Linked DNA regions of Homo sapiens: region 2 is linked to region 1. Evidence: chromatin loops called from intact Hi-C (ENCODE). Cell type or tissue: Calu3. All regions are shown on one strand. Each heading gives the region's core, and the rest is flanking DNA. Links, peaks and the distances in the headings are about the cores only. Region 1 has its middle 89 kb from the start of MKX-AS1. Region 2 has its middle 27 kb from the start of LINC02673.

Evidence for each region. Peaks named below come from ENCODE experiments on the same cell type or tissue, not always from the same donor. Only the 100,000 strongest peaks of a DNase experiment are listed, where the experiment ranks them.
Region 2: a loop joins it to region 1, with 8 times the contacts of the local background. A loop is called at or near these places in 21 of 110 quality-filtered maps.

Annotation. Positions count from the first base shown.
Region 1 is chr10:27,648,180-27,663,983 of GRCh38, reverse strand. No RefSeq gene overlaps it. Among named protein-coding and RNA genes, the nearest start is that of MKX-AS1, 89 kb to the left of the region's middle. In Calu3, for the core only: no CTCF peak of the experiment used is centred there; a DNase peak (open chromatin) is centred at 7,193.
Region 2 is chr10:27,362,707-27,378,510 of GRCh38, reverse strand. It overlaps the pseudogene TRIAP1P1. Among named protein-coding and RNA genes, the nearest start is that of LINC02673, 27 kb to the right of the region's middle. In Calu3, for the core only: CTCF peaks have their summits at 8,495 (motif pointing left) and 8,781; no DNase peak of the experiment used is centred there.

The DNA of each region.
Region 1 (15,804 bases), core at 2,787-10,786:
TTTATCATGGGGATGTTGTATTCCCTCAGCTTGAAGCTGTCTTCTTTTCCCTTATATACTCCTGATAACTTAACTAGATATAGAAGTCTGAGCTATTACTTTTGCTTTCAGAACTCTTATTGCTCCACAACTAATTGAATATTGCTGTGGCAAATTCTGACATCAGCCTGATACATTGTCTGCTGGATTGTTTTGGCTTTGGTTTTGTTTTTGTCTTTGCTTTGCCTGAGGGCACACAGAATTCCTTATTTATACCTAAAGTTTACTCACTTAACCAGGATATGTCATGGATTTACAGACTGAAATCTGGAAAAAAAAACATTATATCTAAATTTCAGGAAAAAATTGTTAGATCTAAATTATTTCCTAAGTTCCTTTTCTCTGTTATTTTTCTCAAAATAGCCAATTTCCTGTATTTAACTGTATTAACAGTTTATTCAACTGTTACTTATCGCATAAGTGCATTTGCCAGGCACTTTGCTAAAAGTGTTGGGTATTCAGTAATGTGAATAAAAAAGTGCAGTACAATTCTCGATCAATCTCCTGCCTCGGTCTCTCATACTTATTTTTAGCAGTATCAAGTTTTCATGGTATTATTTTCATGTCTCTTGATTTTGCTTTGGCTTTGTTTATTATCTTCCATTTCTTCCTTGTCCTCAGGAAGCTCACTGTTGTTATTCTCCCCTCCGTGCTTGTTTTCTCTTTCATCCCCTCTTTGAGCTTGCTTTTCAAAATCTATTTCCTCTTTAACTTTTTGGAGTATATAGAGTAATATTTGTCAGAAATTTTCTTCTTTCCTTGGAGAATTGCTCTTCATGCAGGTTCTTCATTTGCTTTCACCTTGTTATGTTTGCTTTTCTCCTCTTTGAGAATAACATTCAAGTCTCACTTTTCATCCTTTATACTTACTAATACTCTTTGCTTAAAAATAGTTGTGGGGGTGAGGAGGGCACAGTGTCCATGGCAGATCTTAGAACAACACCATGCTCATATTTCTTAGTAAATCTTCTCTGTCTCTACATGAGGATAGACCTTCTCTCTCCAGGGTGGGCAGATCTCCCAGGCAGGAATTAAAGTGGCTTACAGTGAAGTGTGTTAGTTCTCACAGATTATTTCTTTGTTCAGGTGACTCAGTTCAGCAATTGCAAATCCGATTATTGTTTTTTCTGTTGTTTCAAACCTTCCTCGCTTCTAGTCAATTTTGGGGATAGAAAAAAATAAGGCTTTCAGCCCCACTTTTCCTTCCAATTCTATGTTATGAAACTAAACTCCCATTAGGATTTATCCCTTTTCCTATGGTCTACCCATGACTCAAGTCCTTGTCTTTCTAAGTCACGGATTATTAGTTAAATATTTTAGGATTTTGTTTAACTTACTTTTAGAGCAATCTATACTCTTCTTGAGATGTAGAAAGGCATGTGTCAACTCTTATATTCTCTCTCAAGTTAGTCAAAGTTTCACCGCATAGTGCAGATACTCTTCGTATGCTGTAGTTGGGTCTAAACTAAATTTCATCAAAGATGGAACTTTGCCCTCTGTTTTTCTTCTTCTTGTGCTTGTGGAAGGCTCTAGCAAAGGGCATAAGGTAAGTATAACTTTACGCTATCATCTTCTACCAGAAGTCTTGGGGCAAATTATATTCTTACTATTTTTCTTTATTGTGGTCTTAAAAATGCCTGTTCTGATTTTTTTTTTTACTTTCTTTGCTAGATTTGTACAATTCTTAACACTTCTTTTTTTTTTTTTTTTTTTGCCTGACACTATCATGTTACCTACAAATGATTTCTTTCTTCACATAGCCTCAGTCTTGACTTTCCTAGTATGTCGCAATACCCCCCTGAGGTCAATAATGAATGGAGTAGCTATGAAGAAGTGATAACCTCTATTTCCAGTTCACTTTCTCACAGGCGTTCAGCTTAAATGTGTGCTATAAAATCTCTTCAACCAACAAGCCCAACCATTTATCATTATAGTCTTAACTACCTCTGCTTTTTGGATATCTTAATTCCCCAAAGGACTGTCAATTCAACCATAACTACCTAACAACTGCCAAGCCTCACTTTATGAGCTGCTGTTGAGAGTTTAGCTATTTAAGGCTGATTTTTAAAAAATTTGTATTGGCACTTCATGGCATTTGCTTGATTTACACTGCTGTAAATAACCACAATTAGGAAAATTTCTTTTCCTTTAAGGTATGGTAGGCAAGGATGAAAATGGATCCTGAGTCATCTTTCTCCATATAGTTAACTCCCTGCCAGCGCATTCTTCCAAGTTTGCCCAAGCTCAAAAGGTCAAATGTGGTCAATTGCTGAGTGGGCAGAGACCTCCTTGGAAACCAAGAATGGATCTGTTAATGGATCTGTTAAGGCAGCAGCTTTTTTCTACCCCAGCCTGAGCTGCTGAGGGGTCTGCTCCTTCACCAGCCATTTGGTCTCAAAACAAATGCTTCAATTACATTCATAGCTTCATGCATCTTATCAGGTTTTCTGAGTTTTTGCAAAGATATCCAAAGTAGGGGAAATCCAGTGGTTTAAAAAAAGATGTCGGCTGGGTGCGATGGCTCATGCCTATAAACCCAGCACTTTGGGAGGCAGAGGCGGGCGAATCACTTGAGGTCAGGAGTTCAAGACCACCCTAGGCAACGTGACGAAACCCCATCTCTACTAAAAATACAAAAATTAGCTGGGCATGGTGACACTTGCCTGTAGTCCCAGCTTCTTGGGAGGCTGAGGCAGGAGGATTTCTTGAATCCGGGAGGTGGAGGTTGCAGTGAGCCGAGATCATGCCACTGCACTCCAGCCTGGGTGACAGAGCAAGACTCTGTCTCAAAAAAATAGAATAAAATAAAAGTAAAGTAAAGTCAAATATTACTCAGATATAAAAAGGAGTGGAATTCTGATACATGTTACCGCATGGATGAACCTTGAAGATATTGTGCTAAGTGACATAAGCCAAACAAAATGACAGACGTCTTATAATTCCACTTAGACGAAGTAGCTAGAATAGGCAAATTCACAGAGACAGGAAGTAGATTCGAGTGTACCAGGGGCTGGGGGAGGAGGAATGGGGAGTGATTGCTTCATGGTTGCTGAGTTTCTGTTTGGGATAATAAAAAGTTTTAGAAATAGATAGTGCTGATGGTTGCACAACATTATGAATGCAATTAATGCCAGTAAATTGCACACTTAAAATTAGTTAAAATGGCTTATTTTAGAAAAGTAATGTATTACTTTGAAAAAAATTGTCAAGAAGTAACTTTAGGACTTATGATTCCTCCAGACTTACCTTCTGGGATACAGTGAGTAAATGCACATCCTGGGGCCCTGCTGTGGGATCCCATTCGTTCAGAATGCTGAGGCCCTTGACTCTCCCTCAGGGGATCACAGTCCAGCTCATTATCTTCTTCACTCTCTGAAGTTGCTCCATTCCTCTCTCCTCCTTTGCTCCCTCCCTGAACAGTCTCACCCCAAGTTCCTCTGACTTGTTCCTCCATTGTTCTCAGATCCTCCTCCGCTGCCTCGCTGCTTTTTTTTTTTTCTTTAGAGACAGATTCTCACTCTGTCGCCCCAGCTGGAGGGCGGTGGTGCCGTCACAGCTCGCTGCAGCCTCGACCTCTCAGGCTCAACCGATCCTCTCACGTCAGCTTCCCAAGTAGCTAGGACTACATGCACGCACCACCATGCTTGGCTAATTTTTCAATATTTTTTTGTAGAGATAGAGTCTTGTCGTGTTGCCCAGGCTGGTCTCGAACTCCTGGGATCAAGTGATCCTCCTGTCTCAGCTTCCCAAAGTGCCAGGATTACAGGCGTGAGCCACTGTGCCCGGACCCTGTCTCACCTCTGAGTCTGAGTGGTGCCAAGCAGAGTGTGACAATTCCAACTAACACCTGCTGAGATTTAACAAAGCACACTCACCACTTCTGTGCTGCCACAAAGTCCTTCTGGGCAGAACCCACAGCTCCTCCCACTCTGCAGACCTTCCTGAGAAACAAAACAGCACTTGGACTACGTGGTCGGCCACAGCCTGGGCCCCACTGCCTGTGCGGGAAACAGGCCAAATCTCTGGAACCAGCATGCCAAACCACCAATTGGGCTGGTGACCACTTTGACCCCGGCCCAGCCCTAAAGCCCTCAAACCAGGTAGAACAGTTTGCTTTAGCTTCACCACCAGAAGTAGGAGGCAGGTAAAGGACCCTGGTGAAGGCAGGGACGGGCAGGAGTAGCTCATGGCACCAATCCACAAAAGTGGAGAAACCTTAAGTAGTGTTTAAAGGAAAGATCAGGTCTGGCATGCCCATGCCTGTAATCCCAACACTTTGGGAGGCCGAGGCGGGTGGATCACTTAAGATCAGGAGTTCGAGACCAGGCTGGCCAACGTGGTGAAACCCCATCTCTACCAAAAATACAAAAATTTGCTGGCGGTTGTGGCAGGTGCCTGCATTCCCAGCTACTCAGGAGGCTGAGGCAGGAGAATCGCTTGAATCTGGGAGGCGGAGGTTGCAGTGAGCCAAGATCATGCCATTGCACTCCAGTCTGGGTGACAGAATGAGACTCTGTCTCAAAAAATAAAAAATAAATAAAGGAAAGTTTAGTCCTTTCCCTAAATGCTGCAGAGGTGGGGCAAAGCAAACGCCCGGGTGAAAGCAAACACCGGGGCAGGGGCAACAGCCAGAGTAGAAAAGACATTAGGCTGTGTTGTGGAGTTAAAGCAAAGTCACTCATCTGTATACTAAATGGCAGTCCAGGATGGAGGTGGGCAGAATCCAAGACAACATCAAAAACTTTGGGGGAATTCCACATTAATTCTGGAATTTGGTCATTAAGCAAATTGATTTTTAGTGAATTTGCTTTCAGGAAATTGATTTTCAGCAACAGCGTCTGTTACACTAGTATAGCAAGAGGAAACTCGCATGCCAATATAGTTACTAAATATGAGTGATATTACCTAGTCATGACGAATCATTCCAGGCTCCAGTGCTGAGCTCCAGGAACTCTGGAGAAGTGGAATGTAATTGCATGCATCTGCTCAAATTCGCTAAGAATTATCAGAGGAGGCCGGGTGTGGTGGCTCACACCTGTAATCCCAACACTACGGGAGGCCAAAGTGGCTGGATCACCTGATGTCAGGAGTTTGAGACCAGCCTAGCCAGCATGGTAAAACCCCATCTCTACTAAAAATACAAAAAATTAACGGAGCATGGTGGTGAATGCCTATAATCCCAGCTACTTGGGAGGCTGAGGCAGGAGAATCACCTGAACCTGGGAGGCAGAGGTTGCAGTGAGCTGAAATCGCACCGCTGCACTCCAGCCTGGGCGACAGAGCGAAACTCCTTCTCAAACAAACACAAAAAAAAGAATTATCAGAGGAACTTTCGCACGAGCAGGTGAAGGTGGAGAGAAACAAAGTAGCCGAGGTTAGGAGGCAGAGTGGGCTGAGCAGCCAGGGCCAGGCAGGAGCATAGAGGGGTACTGCTTATTAGCCTAAGAAAAACATCATTAGGAAGGAAATTTGCTACCGAAAACCCGGCCATCGTATATCATGCAATCCAAAGCCAAATACATTGGGAGGTTTTTGTTTATCCACTGTCTGGAATTTTCCATACTTTTGCCATTGACCAATGGAGAAACAACCTCAGCTTTAAGCTGGCTCATTAAGGCCTTTCAGAAAAGAGCCAGTGGATTTAGCATCTCATCCCAGAGGGAAGGCTCCTGATCACATTAAAACCAGAAAGATGCTGGCTGGCTGTTTCCTGCACTGCGCTGTTAGATGAAAGTGTCCAGCACTAAAGTCTCTGGAATTACATTTCACTTTCCTTTCTGCCATTGTTATTCCCAGAAATAAGCTACACAGGCACATTTCATCTCCACCCCGGCCCCCACGCCTGTTTTACTTTCTTACTACCTTTTAAATCTTTTATCCCCACCCTGTATCTTCCCTTTCTCTCTCTCCCTTTTCCTCTTTATGTAGCTTCTTGATCGTTTGTCTCCAAGTTGAAGTCACAGCTCTTGTACTAAAAACAAACAAAAAGCTCAAAAAAGCAAAACCAGGAGCCCAGGTGTAAAAACCCTCTTATGGCAACTCCTCTCTACTGTATTTGGGTAACCTGCAGAATGAAAACAGCATTGTGTCATGTTTCAATACGGTTTCACTGTTGAAGCTACAAGGGTCAGATTGCATCTCCCAACGGTAGGCAGTCTCTCTGGAAAGACCGTGATTGATTCCTGGACCAACTTCTTTAGGAGAGAAGTTCAAAGCTCAAAAAGGAGATTGGAACCCAGAGTGGGGACCCAGGTAGGCATGAAGGAGGTCTCTGCTTTTCTTGGTCAGACATCACAGAGTCTAATGCCTGGGGGATCACCCTTGAACAGCGGATGTGAAATATGGCATTTTCAAACCGACACCTAGAAAACGAAGTTGCAAAACAAGGCTAGATTTGCTACCTGAGTCCCACCTGGAGCTGTGACCTTTGTACTGCAAGCTCTACCTTGCAAGGCAGACCACCTATATTTTCAATATTTTCAGAATTTATTCCCCTCTGGTTATGTCCATCCATGATTAAATAATTTTCTTCACCGAGTCGACAAAATTTCTTTGCCGGGGTTTAGGTCTGAATGTCTTAGGATGAATGTGTCCTTGAGGCCACCAGTATGACCCCACAGAGGAGAGACTGTGGTAAGAACAGACTTGGAGTTTCTCTCAAAAAGAAGAATCTCCCTCCCCTCATTTTTAACTTTTTATTTCCATAGGTTATTGAGGAACAGGTGGTGTTTGGTGACATGATTAAGTTCTTCCGTGATGATTTGTGCAGTGACCTGGATGAGATTGGAGACTATTATTCTAAGTGAGGTAACTCGAGAATGAAAAAGGAGAATCTCCTTCTAATGCTAACTTTAGTGTCTTGGTCTTATTTCGTGTTGGAAGTTGGTATTTCTTTGGCCTTTTCCTGCTCAATTCACTTAATGGTCTCCATCTTCCTTTCCAAAACATTTGCAGTCAGTTATTAATTTTCGCTCAAGAGAATTAACTCAGTTAAAAGAAATCATCTACTGTTGTAGCCAGTAAACCCACCCGTCTCTCTCTCTTCTCTCTCTCTCTCTCTCTCTCACACACACACACACACACACACACACACACACACACACACACACACACACACACACACTCTGCAAGTTGGGTATGCTGCCACCAGGTGGCGTAGTACTTTAACTTTGCTGTTAAAAACCAGAAGTTCTAAAACCCTGGTCCCGATCACCTTTGTCAAAATGAACTGAGATAATTGTTTAAAACATAAATTCTCATTTCCTGTCCCAGACCTACTCAATAAAATCTCTGAGGATAAGACTGAGGAAATGTTTGTTTGTTTGTTTGTTTGTTGAACAGTTTCTCAGGTGAATCTGAGTCACAACTGGTTTTCAGAATTTCTGATACAAACTATGACACATATTTATACTTTTTTGCTTAAAATTCAACTGATTTTTCCTTAAACAAAGTTCCCTCGGCTTCATAATAAAATCTTCCACATTTCATTTATCAAAATATAGAACTGTTTTCTAAGTTTACAAAGATGACCTCTAAGATGATCTTCTCTCAGACTATTTTTTTCCCTTTTCTCTTCATTCTGGAAAATCTTCTTAAGCTGTCTTCCATATTACTAGCGTAGTTTTCTTTCTTTTTCTTTCTCTCTTTTTTTTTTTTTTTTTTTTTTTTTTTTGAGATGAAGTCTCACTGTGTCTCCCAGGCTGGAGTGCAGTGGTGCAATCTCAGCTCACTGCAACCTCTGTCTCCCAGGGTGAAGCGATTCTCCTACCTCAGGTTCCTGAGTAGCTGGGATTACAGTCAGTCGCACACCACCATGCCCAGCTAATTTTTTTTTTTTTTTTTTTTTTGAGACGGAGTCTTGCTCTGTCGCCCAGGCTAGAGTGCAGTGGCACGATCTTGGCTCACTGTAACCTCCGACTTCCGGGTTCACACGATTCGCCTGCCTCAGCCTCCCAAGTAGCTGGGACTTCAGGCGCCTGCCACCATGGCCGGCTAATTTTTTATATTTTTAGTAGAGACGGGGTTTCACCGTGTTAGCCAGGATGGTCTTCATCTCCTGACCTCGTGATCTGACTGCTTCGGCCTCCCAAAGTGCTGGGATTACAGGCGTGAGCCACTGTACCAGGCCCTATATTACTAACGTGGTTTTCTGAGATCTTAATTGAAATCTTTTATTTCATCTTGTATTTTGTAGTATTCCTTCCTTGTCCCATTTAATATATTTTTTTAAATCTCAGTTTGGTGACTTATTTCAATCCTATTTCATAGAGCACATGTTTTCTTAAATGTTAGTAAGAGTCCATAGCAGATGCTGTCTAAAATTGACTTCTTTTTTATGCAACAAATCTTTTACAAAAGTGTGTTCTCATTGCCTTTTGAATATTATATTTTCCTTCTTACATTGGGGAGTTTATTCCTAGGCCCCGTATGAGTCACAGTACAATCAGGAAAACAAAACACACTAGATAGTTGAAAATGGGAAGCTACGTACAGAGAATTGGTCACAGAAGTGATGGAGGAGATGAGAGGTCAAACAGGGATGCTAAGGATTAGAGAGGCGAGAGGAGCCCAGGAGCCAGGCCATTGGAAAGAAGCTGGGACCTCCATGGGCCGGCCTGGGGGAGCTGAGACCACAGAGGGAGAGGCAACACTCAGGGAGCTGGAGCCATGAAGGAGACAAGGCCACTGCCCAAGGGGCCTTCCGATGCAGAGAGAATGTCCTGGCTTCTCCCTCCCTCCCACCCTCAGCCTCCAATGGGCCAGGGAGCCTGGGACACAGAGAAGGGAGAGAGCAGAGGAGGGGAAGCAGAAGGAAGCCACCTCCACTGTGCTGGCTTGCTGGACTCACTTCCTCTCCACTCTTCTGTGAACAATCAGTTTTGTCTACTGGCCTAGTATTTGGGCTGAAAGTGAAACAGCCCAATTTTCCAACAAGCTGAATGCCTATAGAACGGAAGCTTTAGAAACTTATGTTTGTACAATGAGATGCACCTGCTGCTGCTTATTGGCCATTCCTCTTCCTTACCCGTCTGACATGGTTTGGCTGTGTCCCCACCCAAATCTCATCTTAAATTCCCATTAGTTATGGGAGGGATCCAGTAGGAGGTAATTGAATCATGGGGGCAGGTCTTTCCCATGCTGTTCTCATGAGAGTGAATAAGTCTCATGAGATCTGATGGTTTTATAAGCACGAGTTTCCCTGCACAAGCTCTCTCTCTTTGCCTGCCACTATCCATGTGAGACATGACTTGCTCCTCCTTGCCTTCCAGCGTGATTGTGAGGCCTCCCCAGCCATGTGGAACTGAGTCCATTAAACCTCTTTTTCTGTATAAATTACCCAGTCTCAGGTATGTCTTTATCAGCAGCGTGAGAACAGATACCATCCCTAATGCCTGTTTTCCCGCATGTGGTTATGATGAGACCCCTCACTTGACCACCTGCTGCCTGATGAACACCTCCTCTTCCTCACCCTTCTTGTTGTCCTTCCCAGCTATATAAACCCTTAACTTCCATCTGCAGGGAGGGAGGGATTTGAGGTTTGGCTCCCATCTCTCTGGCTGTTGTCACCGGAAAAAGCCTTCATCCGTGGCAGTACTCATTGTCTCCACGATTGGTTTTCTGTGCAGCAAGCAATGGGACCTAGACTGAACCCCTGGTGTTAGTAACAGCTGAATGCCTCTCCGATACCCCTCAGAAGGTGCCTGCCATTCCTAAGCAGGTGCAACCCATTAACTAGAGGAATGAGGTAGGAAGTTGGGGGTTCCCTGGCAGCACATCTCCTCTCTGCTTCAGGGGAAGCTGCCCTTCCAGTGCCAGCTGCTCTCACTGATCCTCCTCCTGGGCCTGTGGCTGCATCATCGTGGCCCCCCTGCCTCTGCCTCTCAAGGGGCAGCTCCCCCCACATTCAGCCTCCCCCTGAGCCTCCCCACCCAGCCTCCCCTGACATAACCTCCCCCCGAGCCTCTCTTTGCTTGACCTCATTCCTGATGCTGCTGCCTGAGAAACTTCCGAAAGCCCAGCACTGACCACTGCCTGGCAGGGCTCCAGGAGCCCCACACTTCACCCTGACTTCTCCTCCTAAAAGATGATGTGTTGAAAGAAGATCCTTACTCCTGCTGAAGAGGCCTCATCCCCCAGCCCTCCTAGGGGGTGTCTTCATCTGGACCTGTGGGTTGAGCCTCCCTTACAATGGCTGAAAGTCCTCTAAGAGGGTGTCCCCTCTCTGTCTCATAATCTGTCCTCACACTAGGACCCAGCAGACATTCATGGAGTTTGAGACCCTCTCTATTTCTTTCCTGCAAGGCCACCACAACCAGGGACTCTGCAAGGCTCTAAGGACACAAATGAACAGGACAAAGCTCCTGCCCCAAGGAGCTCATGGCCCCACTAGGACAACAGGCAAATAAAGAGGCACTCCCAGGACAGAGGAAGGGCCAGACAGGGCGGGCAGAGCATGCAGGATATGCAGGGAGGAGGGGCACCTCGTCCCACCTAGGGGTGGCAGTGGTCCGTGGAGGCTTCCTGTGTGGGTACATCTAAGAGGGGACCTGAGCTCAGGAGGTGACAGGAGTGAGTAGGGCTAATGTCAGACAAAGGAGGTGCAGGGAAGGGCCTGTAAGGTAGAGGGAAGAGCACGACCAGAGGTCTGGAAGTGGAAGAAAGCCAGGTGCCTTCACAGCCTGCATGGCAGGGAGTGGGTGGAGAGTTGAGAAAAAGGTTGGGAGTGTTTTGAGAGATCTGGGAGCTGTGGCACCAGATTACGGAGGGCCTTGCTTGCTAACTCAACCACACTCTAGGTTGAGGGAAGGGGCACCCAGCGAACACGTGTCACAGCATCCCATTTGTCTTTTAGCAAGAAATTACCCTGGCTACAGTAAGTAAAAAGATCTAGAGGGAAGCCAGTCCAAATACTGGAAAGCTATGGCAATAGTTAAGGCTAGAGATGAAGACATCCCAGACTAGGGGATGGCAAAGGGGATGGAGAGAAGAGGATGAATGGCTTAGGAAAAATAACAGCACTTGGTGGCTGACTGGGTATGGGTGTCAAGGAGAGAAAGAGGGCAATACTGAGGCCTTTCTGACTTGGGTGATTGGAAGAATGAGAGGAGAACTGAAGTAATTAACACTGATTGCAAACCAGTAGGGTAAGGGTGATTTCCTTTTTGAACTTGATGAGTTTGAGACATTTGTGAAAAATCTGCTTGATCTACCTGGCTCTGGAGTGCAGCAGCTACCTATGAAATGTAAGGATATTTGAAATGTAAGGAGCTAGACATGCCGATGTTCAAACTAGCAATCTTTCATTACTTTATAAACTCTGCAGTGTATGATACAAGTGGCAAAGAATACTGAAAACACTCTGCAGTTGACCCTTGAACAACACAGGCTTGAACCGTGAAGGTCCAATTCCAGTTGGATTTTCTTCAGCCTCTGCCGCACTGTGAGCAAGCAAGACCAGCTCCTCCTCTTCCTCCTCCTACTCAGCCTACTTAACATGAAGACGATGAGGATGAAGACCTTTATGATGGTCTACTTCCACTTAGTGAATATCTTCTCTTCCTTATAATTTTCTTAAGGACATTTTCTTTTCTGCAGCTTACTTTATTGTAAGAACACAATGTGTAATGCATGCAATATAGCTACAAAATATATATGGTTTTCTTTCTTTATTTCTTTTTTTTTTGAGACAGAGTCTCACTCTGTCACCCAGGCTGGAATGCAGTGGGACGATCTTGGCTCACTGCAACCTCTGCCTCCTGGGTTCAAGCGATTCTCCTGCCTCAGCCTCCCAAGTAGCTGGGATTACAGGCATGTGCCACAATGCCTGGATAACTTTTTGTGTTTTTAGTAGAGACAGGATTTCCCATGTTGGTCAGGCTGGTCTCAGACTCCTGACCTATAGTGATCTGCCTGCCTCAGCCTCAAAAGTGTGGGGATTACAGGCATGAGCCACAGCACGTGGCCAGCCTACAAAATATGTGTTAATCGACTTTTTGTTATTGGTAAGGCTGCTAGTCAATAGTACACTATTTGTTAAACGGGAGGGAGTCAAAAGTTGTATGCATGTGCGTTGGCGTCCCAATCCCCACTTTGTTCAAGGATCAGCTATATTTGGAAATGCCCCACAATGTTGTTTCCAAGATCGTGACAGAGACACAGGTTAGCTTTAAAGACAAGGACTTTGAGTAGAGTGTCTTGTAGGAACACGGGTCAGCAGGTCACCTGGAGCCAGAAGACAGATTCAAAACACATTGTGAGGGTAGCAGACATGGCAGCCTGCACATAAACCCTTTGTGGACCTGGCTGGTATCTCAGGAAGCTCTGCCTCACAATTACTGAGCAGGACAAACAAGACAGTCTCCTCAAGCAAATGTGGCCAAGTCAGGAACTGTGACATTTGGTCTCTATCAAAAAAGTCTCCAGAGAGCCCAAAACTCATTTTGGGCTGTTTCATAAAGAACCCATTCGAGGACCATGACTGGCCTCATACAGCACCTTTAAAATATCAGCTTTTCATTAAGCTGTAAACACTAAGGAAAACAGTGCTCACAAATATTTTTTAACCAGCTTCCAACAGAGCATGGCCTTATGCAGGTACCCAAGCTGAAACACTGCTCTCTCCTTCTGTGAGGAGTTATGGGGCCTCCTGCAGACATGAATGTGTGCTTAGGGCATGGTTCTTTGCAGGTTTTTCCAGGAGCAAAACAGAACAGGAATTCTCCACATCACTGTTCATGTGAAATATTCTTTGGCTCTGTGTATCAGTCTGTTCTCACCTTGCTATAAAGAAATACCTAAGACTGGGTAATTTATAAAGAAGAGGTTTAATTGGCCCATGGTTTTGCAGGCTGTACAGGAGGCATGATGCTGACATCTGCTCAGCTTCTGGGGAGGCCTCAGGAAACTTACAGTCATGGCGGAAGGTGAATGGGAAGCTGGCACGTCTTACATGGCTGGAGCAGGAGGAAGAGAGCAAGGGAAGAGGTGCCACAAACCTTTAAACAACCAAATCTCGAGAGCACTCACTCACTATCACAAGAGCAGCACTGAGGGGGAAATCCACCCCCGTGATCCAATCACCTCCCACCAGGCCCCACCTCCAACATTGGGAATTACAAGTTGACATGAGATTTGAACACGGACACAGACCCAAGCCACATCACTCTGTTTCATGAAAACATACTAGAATGAAAGTCACGGTAAGGTGAATATGGATTGACCACTGAAATACCATTCTTTCTTTTAAAAAGTAATTATTGACAATTTACTAGATCCCAGGTACTATGATAGATACTGGAGAAAAGAAGCTAAATGATAAGATTTCTGTTCTTCTGAGGCTTACTTTCTAATGCACAGAAAAAGAGAGTAAACAAAGAAACAAATGAACAAAACCATTCCAACTGGTGCTGAGTGCTATAAAGTACTATAAATGGGGCCGGGCACAGCAGCTCATGTCTGTAATCCCAGCACTTTGGGAGGCCAACACAGAAGAATCACTTGAGCCCAGGAGTTCAAGACCAGCCTGGGCAATAAAATGAGACCCCAGCTCTATTTTTTTTTATAGTCAAAAATTTAGCTGGGTGTGGTGGCACCCACCTGTAGTCCCAGCTACTACAGAGGCTGAGGTAGGAGGACTGCTGGAGCTTGGGAGATCAAGGCTGCAGTGAGCTATGCTCACACCACTCTGCTCCAGCCTGGGTGGCAGAGTGAGACTGTCTCAAAAAACAAACTACAAACGAGGGGCAGGGGGCATAGGGAAGAATGTAATATGAGCTGGGGTGGGGTGTGCAATTATAATAGTCAGGAATATTTAGTCCAAACATTTCACTGAGGAAATGTTTGAATTAAACCCAAATGACGCTGGACACAGTGGCTCATGCCTATAATCCCAGGGCTTTCAGAGGCTGAGGCAGGAGGATTGCTTAAGGCCAGGAGTTCAAGACCAGCCCAGGCAACATAAGAAGACCCCCATCTCTACAAAAAAACAAACAAAAAAAAAGATTAGCCAGGCATGGTAGAGTGTGCCTGTAGTCCTGACAACTCAGGAGGCTGAGGTGAGAGGATGGCTTGAGCCCAAGAGTTTGAGGCACTCCACTGTAATCCAGCCTGGGCGACAGAGGGAGATCCTGTCTTAAAACAAAACTAAGAAAAAATCCAACCCAAATGACACACAGGAGCCAGAGGAAGAGTGGGGTTTGAGTATCACAGGCAGGAAGACCTGAAAGTGCTCAAGCTCAGTGTGTGTGTATTCTAGAAACCAAAAGAAAATCCAGTTAAGAGGAGCTCAGTGAGCAAGAGGAGAGTGGTAAGACAGGAAGTCACAGAGGTGGGCAAGACCAGATCCTGTATATCTTTATAGCCACAATGGTGAAAATTGGATACAGAACTAGGAGATTTTATTTGGTGATGACTACTGGACCAGCCAGAGCCCCACAGGAAACAAGAGGCCCCTTAGATGAGCTTCTGAAAAGAATGCAATGAAGGGATTATTTTAAAAGCAAGGTTAAGGGAATGAACAGGGGTTGTTGAGGATTCAGAGCCTGGGAAGGACAAGAATATCTTTAGAAAGGGTCGGGTGCCGTGGCTCACGCCTGTAATCCTAGCACTTTGGGAGGCTGAGGTGGGCAGAGGTCAGGAGTTCGAGACCAGCCTGGCCAACATATTGAAACCCTGTCTCTATAAAAATACAAAAATTAACCAGATAGTCCCAGCTACTCGGGAGGCTGAGGCACAAGGATCACTTGAACCCAGATGGTGGAGGTTGCAGTGAGCCAAGATGGTGCCATTGCACTCCAGCCTGGGCAAAAGAGCGAGACTCGGTCTCAAAAAAAAAAAAAAAAAAAAAAAAAAGCGAGGTGGGGTGGTATTGGTGGTGCAGAGGTAGTGTAGTAGGAGCTAAGCCATAGAGGAAGGATCACTCAACAGAAGATATTGTCATAGAAGAATGCAGCCATGGCTGCAGGGGGTTGCAAAACAGTGAGGGAGGAGGTGATGGGGAGAGAATAGCCCACCTCTCTCTGTTCCCACCCTCCCATCTACTGCTAGTGCCTTCCATTGGCTGAACCCAAACAAAGTCAGAGCAAAAGGGTGGCCAGATTATGGAATCCCCATGGTCTTTATCCCAGGGCCAGGATTTGGCAGAAAGGGGGGTTTTGAGGTTGGGGAAAAAGGAAAAATGACCTGGCCCAATGTTAGCTATTTATAACAGCTTTTTGAAAAAATAGATTTAGGGGATACAAGTGCAGTTTTGTTACATGGATGTATTGCAGAGTGGTGAAGTCTGAGCTTTTAGTGCATCCATCACCCAAATAGTGTACCTCGTACCCATTAAGTAATTTCTCATCCTCATCTCACCTCCCATCTTCCCACCCTTCCTAGTATCCAGTATCTATTATTCCACAATGTATGCCCATGTGTACATATTATTTAGCTCCTGCTTATCAGTGAGAATGCAGTTTGACTTTGTGTTTCTGAGTTATTTCACTTAAGAAAATGGCTGCAAGTTCTTTTTTTGTTTTGTTTTGTTTGTTGTGTTGTGTTGTGTTGTGTTTTTTGTTTTGTTTTCGAGATAGAGTCTCGCTCTGTCGCTGGGCTGGAGTGCAGTGGCACGATCTCGGCTCACTGCGACCTCCGCCTCCTGGGTTCAAGCGATTCTCCTACCTGAGCCTCCCAAGTAGCTAGGACTACAGGCTCCCACCACCAAGCCCGGCTAATTTTTGTATTTTTAGTAGAGACGGGATTTCACCATGTTGGCTAGAATGGTTT
Region 2 (15,804 bases), core at 3,974-11,973, 290 kb after region 1:
GATCATCACCACAATCGAAGTAACAAGTATATCCATCATCTCCAAAAGTTTCTTTGTGTCCCTTTGTTGCTTCAGTATTGCTGTTTTCATGGTAAGAACACCTAACATGAGAGAGTATGCCGCCATTGCCACCACCACCACCATTGCCATGAACAATGTCGTACAGACTCACACACACATGGAGCTTCAATCGTATGATCAATGCTTCAGTTGTTGGTTTGTGGAGAAGCTTCTCAAGGGCGACAGCTCTGGGGAGCCGTGCTCCAACCTCTTCAAGCATTACCTGCAGTGTGTTCAGAAAGCAACAACAGAGAGAATCTCTGTTGAAGGACTGAGTTCACGGGCCATGGTGAAGAAAAGTATGAAGAGTCTTCTTGACCTTGATGGTCACCTTGAAAATGGATTCTTCAAATCAAGAAATTGAGAACTCTGGATTTTGTCAACTAAGTCTGTGAAGACAGCCATCAGATTTGATGAGGAATTTAGGCAAGGCGAGTTTCGTTTCCTTCTTCTTGATGTTTTCCTCTCACTTGTAGAAGATGATGATTTCGGCCCGGGCATGGTGGCTCATGCCTGTAATCCCAGCACTTTGAGTGGCCAAGGCAGGAAGATCATGATGTCAAGAGATCGAGACCATCCTGGCCAACATGGTGAGACCTCGTCTCTATTAAAAATACAAAAATTAGCTGGGCATGGTGGCACGTGCCTGTAGTCCCATCTACTCAGGAGGCCGAGGCAGGAGAACCCTTGAACCAGGGAGGCGGAGGTTGCAGTGAGCTGAGATAGTGCTACTGCACACTCCAGCCTGGCAACAGAGCGAGACTCTGTCTCAACAACAACAAAAAAAGATGATGATTTCTCACTTGCTCTGGTATCTTCTAGGAACCCAGGGTGCTAAAACTGAACAATTTCTTGGGATTATGATTGCAATACTTAGTCTGGGATCAGCTGTAAATATACCTTGTATGAAAATAATGATAAACTAGTCAGGATGATCAAGGTTGCCTGACCTCTTGATTTTTGCTACAAGTGACATTATGTACACTTGTACTGGGGTCATTGTTCATGAAAGCAATTGGTTAGGACCTCCTTTTTCTCTCAGGGAACTAATGCTCTGAAAGGGATCTGGGCACAACAGTTTCAGTCAGTGCTTCAGAGCAGAATTTTATTTTTACATGGTAACTTGCAGTTAAGATTGCTGGCAGCCTGGATAAGCAAAGAAGAAGCTTTTAAAACAATCCCCTGCCTTAACAAGAGGTTAAGATGTGAAAGCTTCAAGAATGTTGCAGTGAACACCATTTCAGAGCTCACAGTGTAGTTCAGGAATAAAGATATTCAGAGTGGCTATGGAGGAAAAGTCTAAATTGCACAGTTTGCTGCTGGCAGCTTTCAACTCAAGTCAAGAATTAAGTCAACCTGCAGATCATAAAAAATGTCAAACTGCTGCATATGGTTAAATGGGGGAAAAGGTGTTTGCTTTATTTGCCTTGTTTACTCACCCTGTCCTATAATGTCTGAAATCATGGAGATGGAATAAAGTGTAACATTTCATTTCTATCATTATTTGCCCTTGGAATTCAGTACAGAACAACTATTACCCTGTTACTCCACATATCTCATATATGAACTAAGGAGAGTTTTATCTTTTACAATCTAAAGGTGAAGAAAGAGTAATTTGTCTCAGCTAAGTGGTATGGCATGGCAATTAGAAACCTCACTGATTTCTAACATGTATTTCCAGAATAGGCTACACAAATACCTTAAAATAAATTTACATTATGGAACCAAAAATGTCAAGATCAAGAAAATATTTACATGCTTTAGAGTGTCATGTAATCCCCAAAAGTGCATCTCTTGAGTAACTTGGTTTAATTTATTAGATGCCAAAGAAAAGTACAAAACTTGATTTACTGGCCAGGCACGGTGGCTTATGCCTGTAGTCACAGCTACTCAGGAAGCTGAGATGGGAGAATTGCTTGAGCTCAAAGAGGTTGAGGCTACAGTGAGCCAAGATTACACCACTGCACTCCAGCCTGGGTAACATAGTAAAGACCCTGTCTCAAAACACACACGCAAAAAAAAAAAAAAAAAAAAAACCCACCCTTGATTTACTGAAAACCTAAATTCTATTATCTTGTCTCTACCAGTTACAATTACTACTTCATATTTAATGTTACCAGCTCTTAATGTCATTTCAAAACATTCTTCATGGATATTTTCTGACTGGTTGGGGTTCATTATTCAAGGATTATAACAGATACATGGAACCCAGCCGAAGGAGGCAGGCAACAAGCTAAAGGACATTTGTCCTAAACTCAGACTGGCCACAAGCAAAATAGCTCTACAGAGATCAGAAGTGCAGGCTGTTATATCACATAATGGCAAAGATAACAGGATTCTTTATTCCTTACCGTAAATGGCTGTCCATGTGCCTTACCCTTGCATTACCAGTTGAATGTAATTACTACAAAATACCCTGTAGCCTCTTGAACCTTGCCACAAACTGTCCCGTGGAGTCTTCAAAATAAACCAGCTCCAAGCCAACAATGTTCTTTTAATAAGTCGTATTGAGAGGTCTGTGTGTGGAAGCTGCATATGCCAGCCCAGAAATTCACTTCTGAACCTGACTTTTGGGGAAAATTGTAGGAAATACCTTGAACAAACCTTCTCAGTTTCAATTGACGGGGTGAGAAGGATGTTCTAATTCATTAATTGCCAGGACAGATTTTAGATTCCTGGAGTACAACTAAAAAGCTCAAGCAGTGGGTATCTAACCCTATCCATACTACAGTTAAGTCTTAAAGGCCAGCTATTAGTGACTACCTTGCTTTATGAATACATCCTACTGAAAGGAAAAACATCTTACCTTGCCGAAAATAATTCTTTCTGAATGCTCCTTACCCTATCTTGACTTCATCCTCCCCATAAAGTGACTCCAACTACCTCAGCTACTTTAAAGGTTTTTAATTTTGATGAGAAATTAGTTGCCCTTTCAGAGGGATTTTATAACTTCTACTACTGTTTCTTCTTCCTAATTCTTAATAGTTACAAGATGGTTTTAATTCCAAAAACCAGTAAAGCCAATACTATAAGAAAAAAAGGAACACTTATCATGAGATCTACTGTCCTAACAAATGTTTAAGTGCACAATGCCTTATTGCCAACTGTAGATACTAAGTTGCACAGCAGATCTCTGGAATTTACTCATCTTGTATAACTGTAACTTTACATGCATTGAACAACAACTTCCTGTATCTCCCTAACTCCGTTTCTTGGTAACCACCATTCTATTGTCTACTTCTATATGTTTTTCTATTTTATTTTATTTTATTTTGTTGAGATGGAGTTCTGCTCTGTCACCTAGGCTGGAGTACAGTGGCGCGATCCCAGCTCACTGCAACCTCCACCTCCTGGGTTCAAGCTATTCTCCTGCCTCAACCTCTTGAGTAGCTGGGATTACAGGCACCTGCCCCCACAACCGGCTAATTTTTGTATTTTTAGTAGAAATGGGGTTACACCACGTTGGCCTGGCTGGTCTTGAACTTCTGACCTCAGGTGATCCTCCTGCCTCAGCCTCCCAAAGTGCTGGGATTACAGGCGTGAGCCACTGTGCCCAGCTACTTATCCTAATATTATTTTCCTATCAAATAATGTTTTTTAAAAACTGATATTTAGGTATCCCTCATAAGCACTCAGAAAAATATATGAACAATGTTTCTTAACCAGCTTTTGCCCAATAATAACTAAGTCTTAGTGAATGTAAAAATCATCCAGGGTTAGGAAAAATCATGTAAAAATAGCTTTTGTTTGCAAATTCAAGAAGCATGCCTGCTTCTTGAGGAAACCAGATGATAAAGAGAATGTATGGCATACATAGGAGGTTCTCATGACTGTAGCTAGAAAATTAGCACTTATAGGCCAGGCGTGGTAACTCACACCTGTAATCCCAGCACTTTGGTGGATCACGTGAGGTCGGGAGTTCAAGACCAGCCTGGCCAACATGGTGAAACCCCGTCTCCACTAAAAATAAAACAATTAGCTGAGCATGGTGGCACATGCCTGTAATCCCAGCTACTCAGGAGGCTGAGGCAGGAGAATCACTTGAATCTGGGAAGTCGATATTGCAGTGAGCTGAAATTGTGCCACTGCACTCCAGCCTGGGTGACAAAGAGAGACTCTGTCTCAAAAAAGAAAAATTAACACTTATGACAAGAAGTTAGGTGGTTCCTCACTGGTTCCCTTCATTCACTTTTTGAAGGCCTGAGGACAGTTGGCCAAGCCGGAATATGTCAGCAAAGTCAGACCGCAGCTGAGAAGTAGGTGGAGTTGTCTTGTATATTTTTGTTTCTCCCTTGGGCATGTTTCTCCTCCCCTATCCTCTTCTTTCTTCCTCCTCAAACTCCCACAGTACTCCCATCACTTTAAAATACTGTTTCCAGGAGATCCTAACTTTGAGTACAGCTCTTTGACTTCTTTTTTGAGACAGGATCTCACTCTGGTTGCCCAGGCTGGAGTGCAGTGTTGCAATCATGGCTCACTACAGCCGCAACCTCTCGGACTCAGGTGTTTCTCCTTCAGCCTCCTGAGTAGCTGGGACTACAGGTGCACGGCCATGCCTGGCTAATTTTTTTGTATTTTTAGTAGAGACAGGGTTTCTCTGTGTTGCCCAGGCTTGTCTCAAACTCCTGGACTCAGGCAATCCACCTGCCTCAGCCTCCAAAAATGCTGAGATTACGGGCATGAGCCACTGCACCCTTCTCACCCTGGCAATAGGCTCAGCCAACTCATACCCTTGGACTTAGCCGGGGAACTCCTGGCCAAAACCACTTTATATTTGGCTTCTCTTTGCATAAACCCATTTAGATTGCCTACTTGCCTATTTGCCTGCAAAACTCCAAGAGATACTCCTTTCTCTTCCATTGAGATTCCAAGTATTTTAATCCCACCCTTGTAACAAAGCACACTTCTACATGCTGTGGCACTTGCCTTCAGAATATACTCCTTCTACATGAACTCAAATAGATCAAGCACTTTGGGAGGCAGAGGCGGCTGGATCACATGAGGTCAGGAGTTTGAGACCAACCTGGTCAACATGGTGAAACCCTGTCTCTACTAAAAATACAAAAATAAGCTAGCAATCGCTTGAACCCCCGGAGGCGGAGGTTGCAGTGAGCTGAGATCATGCCACTGCACTCCAGCCTGGGTGACAGAGTGAGACTCCTTCTAAAAAAAAAAAAAAAAAAAAAAAAAAAAGCCAGGTGCAGTGGCTCACGCCTATAATCCCAGCACTTTGGGAGGCCGAGGTGGGCAGATCGCAAGGTCAGGAGATCGAGACCATCCTGGCCAACATGGTGAAACCCTGTCTCTACTAAAAATACAAAAATTAGTTGGGCGTGGTGGTGCACACCTGTAGTCCCAGCTACTCAGGAAGCTGAGGCAGGAGAATCGCTTGAACCCGGGAGGCGGAGGTTGCAGTGAGCCAAGATTGTGCCACTGCACTCCAGCCTGGAGACAGAGTGAGACTCCGTCTCAAAAAAAAAAATTGTATTCTAAGGAAAAGAAAAGGACAATTATGACCCTTGTCCACATTTAGGCAACACGTCTCCTACTAAACCCTTTGCATGAATTATAGATAATATTTGATATTATTTATTATCCTTAATCAGACATTTTCTAAATTAATCCAGACATCTCCTCATTAATTCAATCATACTCACTTTGGAACCAATCATCCTTCACTTGAATAGCCCTCTGATCTCTTTACCAGGCATGGACCATGAAGTGCCTGCATTTAATAGTAATCCCAGGTTACCACATTTCACCTGTGCAATCCCTGCTGTTTACCTGGCACAAGCTATTTATTTTACTCTAATCCAGAGAAAAGAAAACTCATAGATGATCACATAATGTTCTGTGCCAGCTTATTTTTGAAAGTAATGTGAACAGCTAAGATGGTTCCCTGTTACCTCTAAAAATGAAAGAATACAAAAGGATTAACATGAATTAGAAAAGAAGATACCATTTGATAAGCCCCAAAACAACACTTGCAGTAGTAGCTTTCCCGTAGATCCTACAGTATTGGCCTTAACCACCATGTGCAACAATATTTTAAGAGCTATCATTAGGCACGCAGGTTAGGAATTCTTTGTCAGCATAAGCAGTGTTTACAAGCTCTGAGAAGAACAGACTCCGGTAACATCTGTCTTAAATTTCAGATCTTTTTGTTCATTTTACCAATGTCTATTGAGAGCTAAGCATGAGTCACAGAGATGAATAAAACATATTCCATGCACTCAATAAGTTCATAACATAATGAGTCATATGAACACGCATAGGATTAATCGATATTATTGGTCAGTCTTTGAATTAAAGCATTGAAAGTCCAGTAGGTAATATCAAGTCCCTAAATTACAACAAACACGAAGGATATTCAGGAAAGATGAGTTTCCAGGGTAGGGTGTAAGAAAGTTCTGGAATGTACACAGATGCTGGAGAAGAACTGGAGAACTGGTATCTCAACTGAGAGATACCAGTGAGGATAAATAAAGAAAAGATATGTGAGATGCCACCAGAGAAAATTCTGCCTACATAATTTTACCAGTGTTTGCCCTAAGTAAGAATGCAAGTGATGACCCAGTCACCGACCTGTTAGCTTTGTCATTTTCCAAAGATTTTAAAATTGTCACTCGAAGAATAATATTTTCAAGGTATGAAGAACCCCTCTGTATTAGTCTGTTTTCACATTGCTGATAAAGACATACCCCAGACTGGGTAATTTATAAAGAAAAAGAGGTTTAATGGACTCACAGTTCCATATGGCTGGGGAGGCCTCACAATCATGGCGGAAGGTGGAAGGCACATCTAACATGGCAGCAGACAAACAGCAAATGAGAACCAAGCAAACGGGGATTCCCCTTATAAAGCCATCAGATCTCGTGAGACTTACTTCCACGAGAAGCATATGAGTGAAACCGCCCCCTTAATTAAATTATCTCCCTCCAGGCCCCTCCCACAACATGTAGGAATTATGGGAGCTACAATTCAAGATGAAATTTGGATGGGGAGAGAGCCAAACCATATCAACCTCTGAACTCAGTATATTTTATGCTTAGGCTCAGGGCTATATAAAACCTTTCTAGAATTAGATTTTGCCACATCCATTCTGATAACAGCCCTCCTAGCTTAACTTGCAGATTATTCCTTCTTCAATCTAGTTCACGTGCGCTAGGTGGGCTCTATTGCTGCCTCAGGCGTGGACCACATGTCTCAGGCCCAAGCCAGTAAGCACATCACGTTCCCCTGGCCTTGGTGCTTGCAGACACAAGAATAATTCCTAGCCTTGTAAGCAAAAGAGCTCCCTGTTTCCTACTGGGCTTACATCTTGGACTCACCTGAGCTTAGGACTGCTGCAGTCATCTTGTCATAAAGCACAGAGAGCCTAGAAGTTCCAGAAGTGATGACGAGGAGGTTGCACATGAATTCAATCCAGCGGGAGGCAGAGAGGAGAAACACAGAAAAAAAAAAAAAAAAAAAAAAAAAACACCCAAGCCCTAACGATATTGTTTGAGCCCAGAATCCAACTATACTGGCAGCAAGGCTACCTGTGGACTTTTTCAGTTAAGTGAGAAAATAAATTCCATCTTTGCCTGAAGTCTTTTGGAGCAGATGTTCTAACACCTGTAAATTAATACAGAAATAAGTATATAACAGACACGTTTAATCTGATGCCATCTCATTTCCAGGCCCCCTCCCAAACTCACCAGAGGCTAGAGTCTCAGAGCAATAAAACTGACACAGAAGGATTTCACAATTTCAAGTCACTTTAAAACCAACATCACAGAAAATGTGATCATAGAATGTTTGGCCAAATTCTATTTTGTAGGCATTTTCAGAAATGCAAATCCCATTTATGGGATAATCAAGAAAAACTACCAAGAGAGTAATTACATGCAATCTGCTTTGATTATTGGTCTTGGCCATCAAAACTCATAAATGCATTAGAAATCATATAACAAAGACAACACATATAGCCTGATCCTGAAGCATGCAAACAGATATCCAAAGTGCTTCCTGCTTTTAATTGGCTGGGTGGTGAATAGGTGTAGTCATACAGTTTTTTCCTTTTCAAGAACAAAGATCTGAGGACTTTGCATGAGAGAAGCCTCATAAAATTGCCAATATGTGGCTTTGGGTTTGAAACTTACTCTGGAACTTAACATTTGTGAAGAAATGCACTAAGCATTCGTCCTTATTCATTAGAGTCACTCCTTCCACATTGAAGTCGTGATACAGAGAATGCAAATTACAAACCTAATTGCACATATGGATTCTTACTTAATGCAATGGCCCTAGTTTTATAGTCTAGGAGTCCATATTTGAGGGAAGGTGGTAACCAAACCTCACCCAACAGCTTGTAATCTTGGAAAAATATGTAAAAAATGAAAAACACCCATATGCCAAGCTTTTAAATGGGAAATTGGTGCCATCTTGTGGTTACAAATATGTAAAAATAAAAAATTTTACCTTTTTTTTTTAGAGATGGTTTCGCTCTGTCACCTAGGCTTATGAAGTGCAGTGGCTTGATTATAGCTGTCACTGCAATTCAAACTCCTGGGCTCAAGTGATCCTCCTGCCTCAGCCTCCCAAGCAGCTAGAAATAAAGCTGCACACCACCGTGCCCGGCTAATGTATTTATTTATTTTTCGAGACAGTCTCACTGTGTTGCCCAAGTTGGTCTCGAACTCCTAGCCTCAAGTGATTCTCCTGCCTCGGCCTCCCAAATAGCTGGGACTACAGGTGCACACCACCATGCCTGGCCGAATTATTTTAAAAATTTGTATAAAAGTGGGGTCTCACTATGCTGCCCAGGTTGGTCTCCAACTCCTGGGCTCAAACAATCCTCCTGCTTTAGCCTCCCAAAGCACTGGGTTTACAGTCATGAGCCACCACACCCGGCCTCACTTTTTTCATATATTAAATAATCATTGCCAAAATCAGGCCCATTTTAAGTAATCATTTCCCTCAGTATTCTGATACACCCCAATAAAGCTTCTTTGTTTCTTCTTTAGAATATTTGTTAAAAGTGTAGACACCTTTCCTTGACAGTCAATTTCACTGCTTTTTCAGCTAGGAAACTCCGATTTCCTGTAAAAATCGTGTCCATGATTACACTTTAATTTTTGGATCAGAGGCAGGCTTTAATTCTGAAAGCTGAGACGATGCATTCATGGAAGAAAAGAAAAGAAAAAAAAAAAAAGCTCAAACCAATTTTTAGACATTAACACAGTAATCAGCGAATGTCTTGAGAGATGGCCCAGGACATTAGAAACAGCACATAACTTGACTTTCAACAGTCCCTGAAAATGCAGATTGACTTCCAGAAGACATAGTGCTCTGAGAAGAGAAGAGTCAAACACCTTCTCAGAAATTGTTGGATTGTTTAAAAAAAAAAAAAAAGCCAAGATAGGCATGAGCCAAGATGTCATCCGAAATACCTCATATTTTGTGGAACTTTTCCTACACAAATGCAAGTGGGGCTAGACTGGAGGAAGTGCCAAGGGCGGACTCACTATGAATGTCAAGTGGTGCCACGGAAAAGCCGGCCGGGCGCAGTGGCTCACGCCTGTCATCCCATCACTTTGGGAGGCTGAGGTGGGCAGATCACTTCAGATCAGGAGTTCGAGATCAGCCTGGCCAACATGGTGAAACCCTGTCTCTACTAATAATACAAAAATTAGCCGGACATGGTGGCACTCACCTGTAATTCCACTACTCAGTAGGCTGAGGCACAAGAATCGCTTGAACTTGGGAGGTGGAGACTGCAGTGAGAAGAGATCGAGCCACTGCACTCCAGCCTGGGTGACAGAGTGAGACTCTATCTCAAAAAATAAATAAATAAATAAAATTAAAAAAATAAAATTACAAATAAAATATATTTTTAAAAAAGAAAGAAAAGCAGAGAAGGCTTTCCTCTGCATTACAAAGACAGTCTGGTAAACCCATGGGCAGATCAGGTCATGAAAATTAAAGGAATTTCCCCAAAAGCAATAATGTTTGGATGGCTTGTATTTATACTAGGAGATAGGACGTCAGTCTAAATTGATATCATAATTTAAATAATTTATTTTTAAGTTTAATAACATACCTCAATATTTAATAGAAAATTCTTTATAAGAACAAAACATAAATATAGAAATTAACTGCCTGGTAGAGTTATTGATAGAAAAGATGGGAATCAAAATAGACCACGATTTAGAGCATGATTGTGGAAATGGCCACATCAAAGAGAAAGAGAGAGAAGTGAGGAATGAGAGAGTGGGGTTTGGGGAGAAGAAGTGGAAGAGAAAAAGAGAAAGTGAGAAGGTCTTATGTAAGCGTAGGGTAAACGCATGTGCCTTAGATTATATGCGGCTGAGCAGAATAAGAGAAATAATAAGGCTGGTTGCAGTGGCTCACACCTGTAATCCCAGCACTTTGGGAGGCTGAGGTAGGAGGATTGCCTGAGGCCAGGAGTTAAAGACCAGCCTGGCCAAGATGGTGAAACTCTGTCTCTACTAACAATACAGATGGTGGGAATCTGTAATCCCAGTTGCTTAGGAGGCTGAGGCAGAGAATTGCTTCAACCTGGGGGGCGGAGGTTGCAGTGAACCGAGATTGCACCACTGCACTCCAGCCTGGGCAACAGAGCGAGACTCTGTCTCAAAAAAAAATGTTTTAAAAATCAGCCAGGCATGGTGGTATGCACCTGAAGTCCCAGCTACTTGGGAGGTTGAGGCAGGAGAATCACTTGAAAAAAAGAATCGTTACCCAAAAAAAAGTTTTCTAAAAAATTAGCCTGCTGTGGTGATGCATACCTGTAGTCCTAGCTACTCAGGAGACTGAGGCAGGAGGATGGCTTGAGCCCCACAGTTCGAGGATGCAGTGAGCTATGATGGTACCACTGCCCTCCGGCCTGGGCAGCAAAGTGAGACTCTCAAAAAAAAAAACAAAAAAAACAAAAAGGAGTAATAGTAACAAAAGGCAACATTTTTTGGACACTCACCCCATGCCAGGTGGAATAGTAAACTCTAGTTATGCAACATTTCATTTAATCCTGTTTGGAAAAAAAAAAAAAAACAACAACAATGTGATTTTCCCCAACACTACTAGACTTTGGCAGCTAGATGAGACTTTTCATAGAATTTTTTTCCAACTTAAAAAAATCTACAGATCACTTTAAATATGTATGGCATTCTTCATCAGCACCTGCCATAATGCACATTCATTAATCAAATGAATATGCCAGATATTTTTCAAAAAGTCTGAAACATTTTTAGAAGTAGAATACTATTGGATTCAATGGCCATGTAATCACAGATTCTTTAAATGTCTCTTCCCCCCAAAGTGAATCTAAAAAGTAAAAACATTGAGAAGCATGTAATTCCATACTGAAGCTAGAAACAGGTCCAAACTTATACCACAAACCTAGAACCAAATTTAGATAAAATAACTGAACTGGAAAAGTGACTCACTTTCAAGAAAGAAGTATGCAAAGAAGAAGCAAATAAAAGAAATGTGGGTAAACCCCACTTAGTATGGGCAGTTCAGGAGGCAGAAAGAACATAGTGGGTTTCCAGCCTATTTCCCAGGGCCCACACTGGAAGAGCTGGCAAATTTATCCTCCACTTTGGTCCAAGGTGAAAACACTGATCACCACTTTTATACACCTGGTAATGGAGGATGCAAACAAAGATTGTACTACGAGAGGAAAGTTCTTAGGGTTTTTTTTCCACACTTTAATATTTCTAAGTTCAAGCTGCTTTAAAAATCTACAGCAAAACAAACTTTCCATCGTACAGATGGAAGAGTAAGTGATAATATAATCATCATTTCCTGTGCTTTTTCTTACCTTTGAATAGAAGACTTATCTTGTGTTACATCTTTTAAATTTTTACTCTAAATGTGGGTCTCTAATTATTTCTTTGGATGCCCTCAAAAGATTACGCCAGTGAGGCATTCTTAGCATAGAACTATCATGTATACATTAACCATCATAAAGAAATATTTGTTCTAATAAAATAGTTGCCCTTGTATTCTCTTTTGTGGATTTTTCTGGGACCTTCTGGGATCTTTCTTTGTGCTGAAAGAATTAGATTTTGCTCCAGACTCTGATGTGGAACAGGATTGTATATTAATTGAAGTCATTAAGGTCATTGATGGCCATTCTGAATTTAAAGCTGAAACTTCATTTCTGTTCTATTTCATATTTCAGATTTTGTCCAGCTATATATTGCCCAATATAGCCCTCAAAGTTTATGCTATGAGATTAAATAACAACACTAAAATATTCCAACCATCATATGTTAATACATACTGATGCTCTAAAGTTAAATATAATCTCCCTCCCATTAATAATTTCCAATGATATGATTAAATTCAAATATGAAAACCTTTAAAAAATTAAAATCCCAAATATCTAATTTAAAGTCTAAAAGGGTGAAAATCTGAAAGAAAAAAAAAACCTGCTGTCTTTGTTGTGTGGTATGAATCCAAATAAATGAAAGTCCCAAATCCCAACCTTAAATGCAAAATCATTCTCCCCAGCTTCTCATTCTGTTCAATTTCAATTCTATGAATTCTCCACCTGCATTTTTTCAGGGACTGCAGCCTGACTGTCTTTCTGTGGAGTGGGTGCAGTTCCTTCTGGACCTCAGAAATTGTGTCTGTTTGCTGCTAAGTCCCTCAGGAGCCTCCCTTTTTAAGGATCCAAAGCATTCACAGAGCATACAAAATTAGACCTCACTGTGTTCCACATCTACAGATTTTAGAAAATATAGCAATCTCCAATTCCTAGAACATAATCATGTTCCAGAACCCAGCACTCCCTGTTGTCAAGATCATAACAGAAACTGAAAAGTACCTAAAAATAAAATACTGGTTTCAGATTTACTCAATTGCTGATCAACCCATGATGGTTGCCTGGGATCCATGATCGTCGCCCTAAAAATCAATAAGGACTGTGCAAGAATGTTTGGAGCAGCATTACGCAAAATAGACAAAAAAAAAAAAAAAAAAAGAAGCAATTCAATGCCTATCAGCTGATGAATGGATAAACAAAACTGTGATCTATCCAAAAACTATTCAGCTATAAAAATGAATTTATGTTGCTACATGCTACAATATAGATGAGCCTTGAAAACATTGTGCTAAGTGAGAGAAGCCAGGCACAAAAGACCATATATTTTATGATTCCATTTATATGAAATGTCCACAATAGGTATATTCATAGAGACAAAAAGTAGATTCGTGGTTGCCAGGAGATGGGAGGAAGGGAGAATTGGGACTGACTGCTAATAGGTACAGGGTTTCTTTTGGGGATGATGGAAATACTCTGGAGTTAGATAATAGTGATGGTTGTGCAACGTAGTTAATATACTAAAAATCAGTGAATTTTTTGTTCTTCTAAATTTACAGTAGCATCTAAAATAATGTCAGGAATTTCACCTTTGACAGGATGAAAAGCTATACTTTGATTCCATAAAAAGGATTAAAAGCAACCTATTATTAGAATTAACTGCTCTTTAATTTGAAGCATCTCGTGACATCAGTATGGTAGTGACATTATTTCACAGTGTGAACAATTCTCTTTGGGGTATTCCAGACAACCTCTTACAGCTATCACTTAATTTTTTTATATGCCAAGAATTTACAATCTAAAGTGAACAAAATTAATTTAGAGAAACAGTCAATCTAAATAAATATGAAACATTTTTTGCAGTGTAATAGGTAAATGTACTTTACATATTTTCATGTTTTACGTTCTTTATAGGCATAGGTTCCTTAAAATAACTATCACATGTTCAAGTTTATGATAACACTTTTTTAAGAGACATGTGTCTTCTATATTTATGTGGTCAGTGATATCACTATAGACCCTTAGTGGATGAGGCTATAAACATTTTACATAGGTTATATATTTATCATCTGCTTTCTTGAGAATGGAAATCCAGTTATGTGTTTATTTTCAAACCAAAATGTACTTTTTTAGATCATTTGTACGGCAAGGATTATTGCAAAAAAAGTTACAAACAGTAAAATAAATAATTACAGTTTTTTTCTACACAGAGTCACTATAGCGAGGTCTTCTTTGCCTGCATTTGTTTTCTTGCACTTAACCTGTAGTTTCGCGGGTGTCCCTCTGACCATTCCACCTGGCCTTGTGCATCTCCAGGCCCTAGCAAGGACTGTGGCTCAAGCAGCCGAGGTGAGCTGAGGTCGAGCTGTGGGAGCACCAGGGACAGCAGCTGACTCTCCCACCTCCACCCAGGCGTGGAAGGATTCTGCTATCCCAGGCATCGGTGTCAGTGCACAACCTCATTACAGCCACAGGCACCCTTCGTGAGGCCAGTGACACTGAGATGCTAGGTCAGTTTGGAAAGAGGGGCAGAAGCCAGAAGTGAAAAGGGAACAGTATTAAAATCCATCCTAGAGTATTTTTAAGGCAGCAGTTAAATATTTTATTTTATTTTAAATGAGAAAACATCACTATTCATGCCAATGCCAAATGGACAGGGGGTGGTTCAAGAGCTATAAACCCAGACTGTGCAGGACAAGCAAGTTATGACGTTTCTAGGACTTAGACAAAAGGAGGTTGTTATCTTGCGTTATTTCAAGGTACTGATGGGGCAAATGACATTTCTGTTGTTATTGGCAACAACAAAGACTGCCTTTTTTGGTTTCTGTCCCACAGCCTCTTCTGAAAGTGCCTCTTCCACTCTTTAAGTATGCTCTTTGGGAATGAATCTAGCCTTGACTCTCAGGGTTTAAAGCTCATGGGGTTTCTCCTAATCCATGCCCCTGTAGGACATTTCATCAGGAGCCTCCACTTACCTAGTTACATGGCTTGAAAGATGATCTGAATTCTGAAATGAGACGCCACCCCGAGCAGAGGGCCCAGCCAACCTGTGCCCAGATTCCTGACCCACAGAACTATGAGATAATTCATTTGTGTTGTTTTAAGCTGGTAAATTTGCGGTACTCAAAAACCAATGCAACTTTAAATAAGTATATCAACTGGAATAAACTAATTGTATTTATATATGTGTATTTATTTGTGTATCTGTGTATGTATACAAACAACGACAAAGAGGCTGTCCCTAACAAAACTCTAGACAGGCTTCTCTGAGCTCTTTTTTGACTAGGCCTCATCCTTAGAGTGTTCTCCAGAGCCCAGTTTTAGCAAGACTCCTGCCAAGTTGGTTTTGCCAGAATCTCCCACCCTTGATATCTGATCCAATTCCTTATTCCCCACCATTTCCCCAGTGATTATCTTATCACCCCAGCTTGCATTCAGCAAGAATCTTGTCAAGTCCATTTAGCCAGAAATCCTTCACCTGAAGTAGCTTCATGTGGTTTGTGTGCATTTTCAAATATTTAAAAGTGATCCACACTTTATACATGGTTCTAAATGCTTCTGTAAGATCTCAGGTTTCTTTTAGTTTGAACCTTTAATGTATTGCTTAAGCAAGTGGGTGAGGGAAGTGTGAATCCTGCCTGCCTTCTCTCAGCTCTCCCTCACTGAAGATGGGAATGCAGCCCTACTCAGTGGCACCTGGGACCCCTGGCTGCAGTGCCCAGGTGACATTCCTGTGGAGAAAAGCACTTTAGGACCAGCCTGCAGACACCCTCTCATGAATCTTCTGCTTTACCCTGAAGCCTGGGAGAAAACAAAGGGGAAAAATGTGAGAAGAACTACGCTGCCCTTCCCGAATAGAAACCTGTTGTGCAGAGGCACATGCAGCTGAGGACAGAGCTGCGCCATCTTAC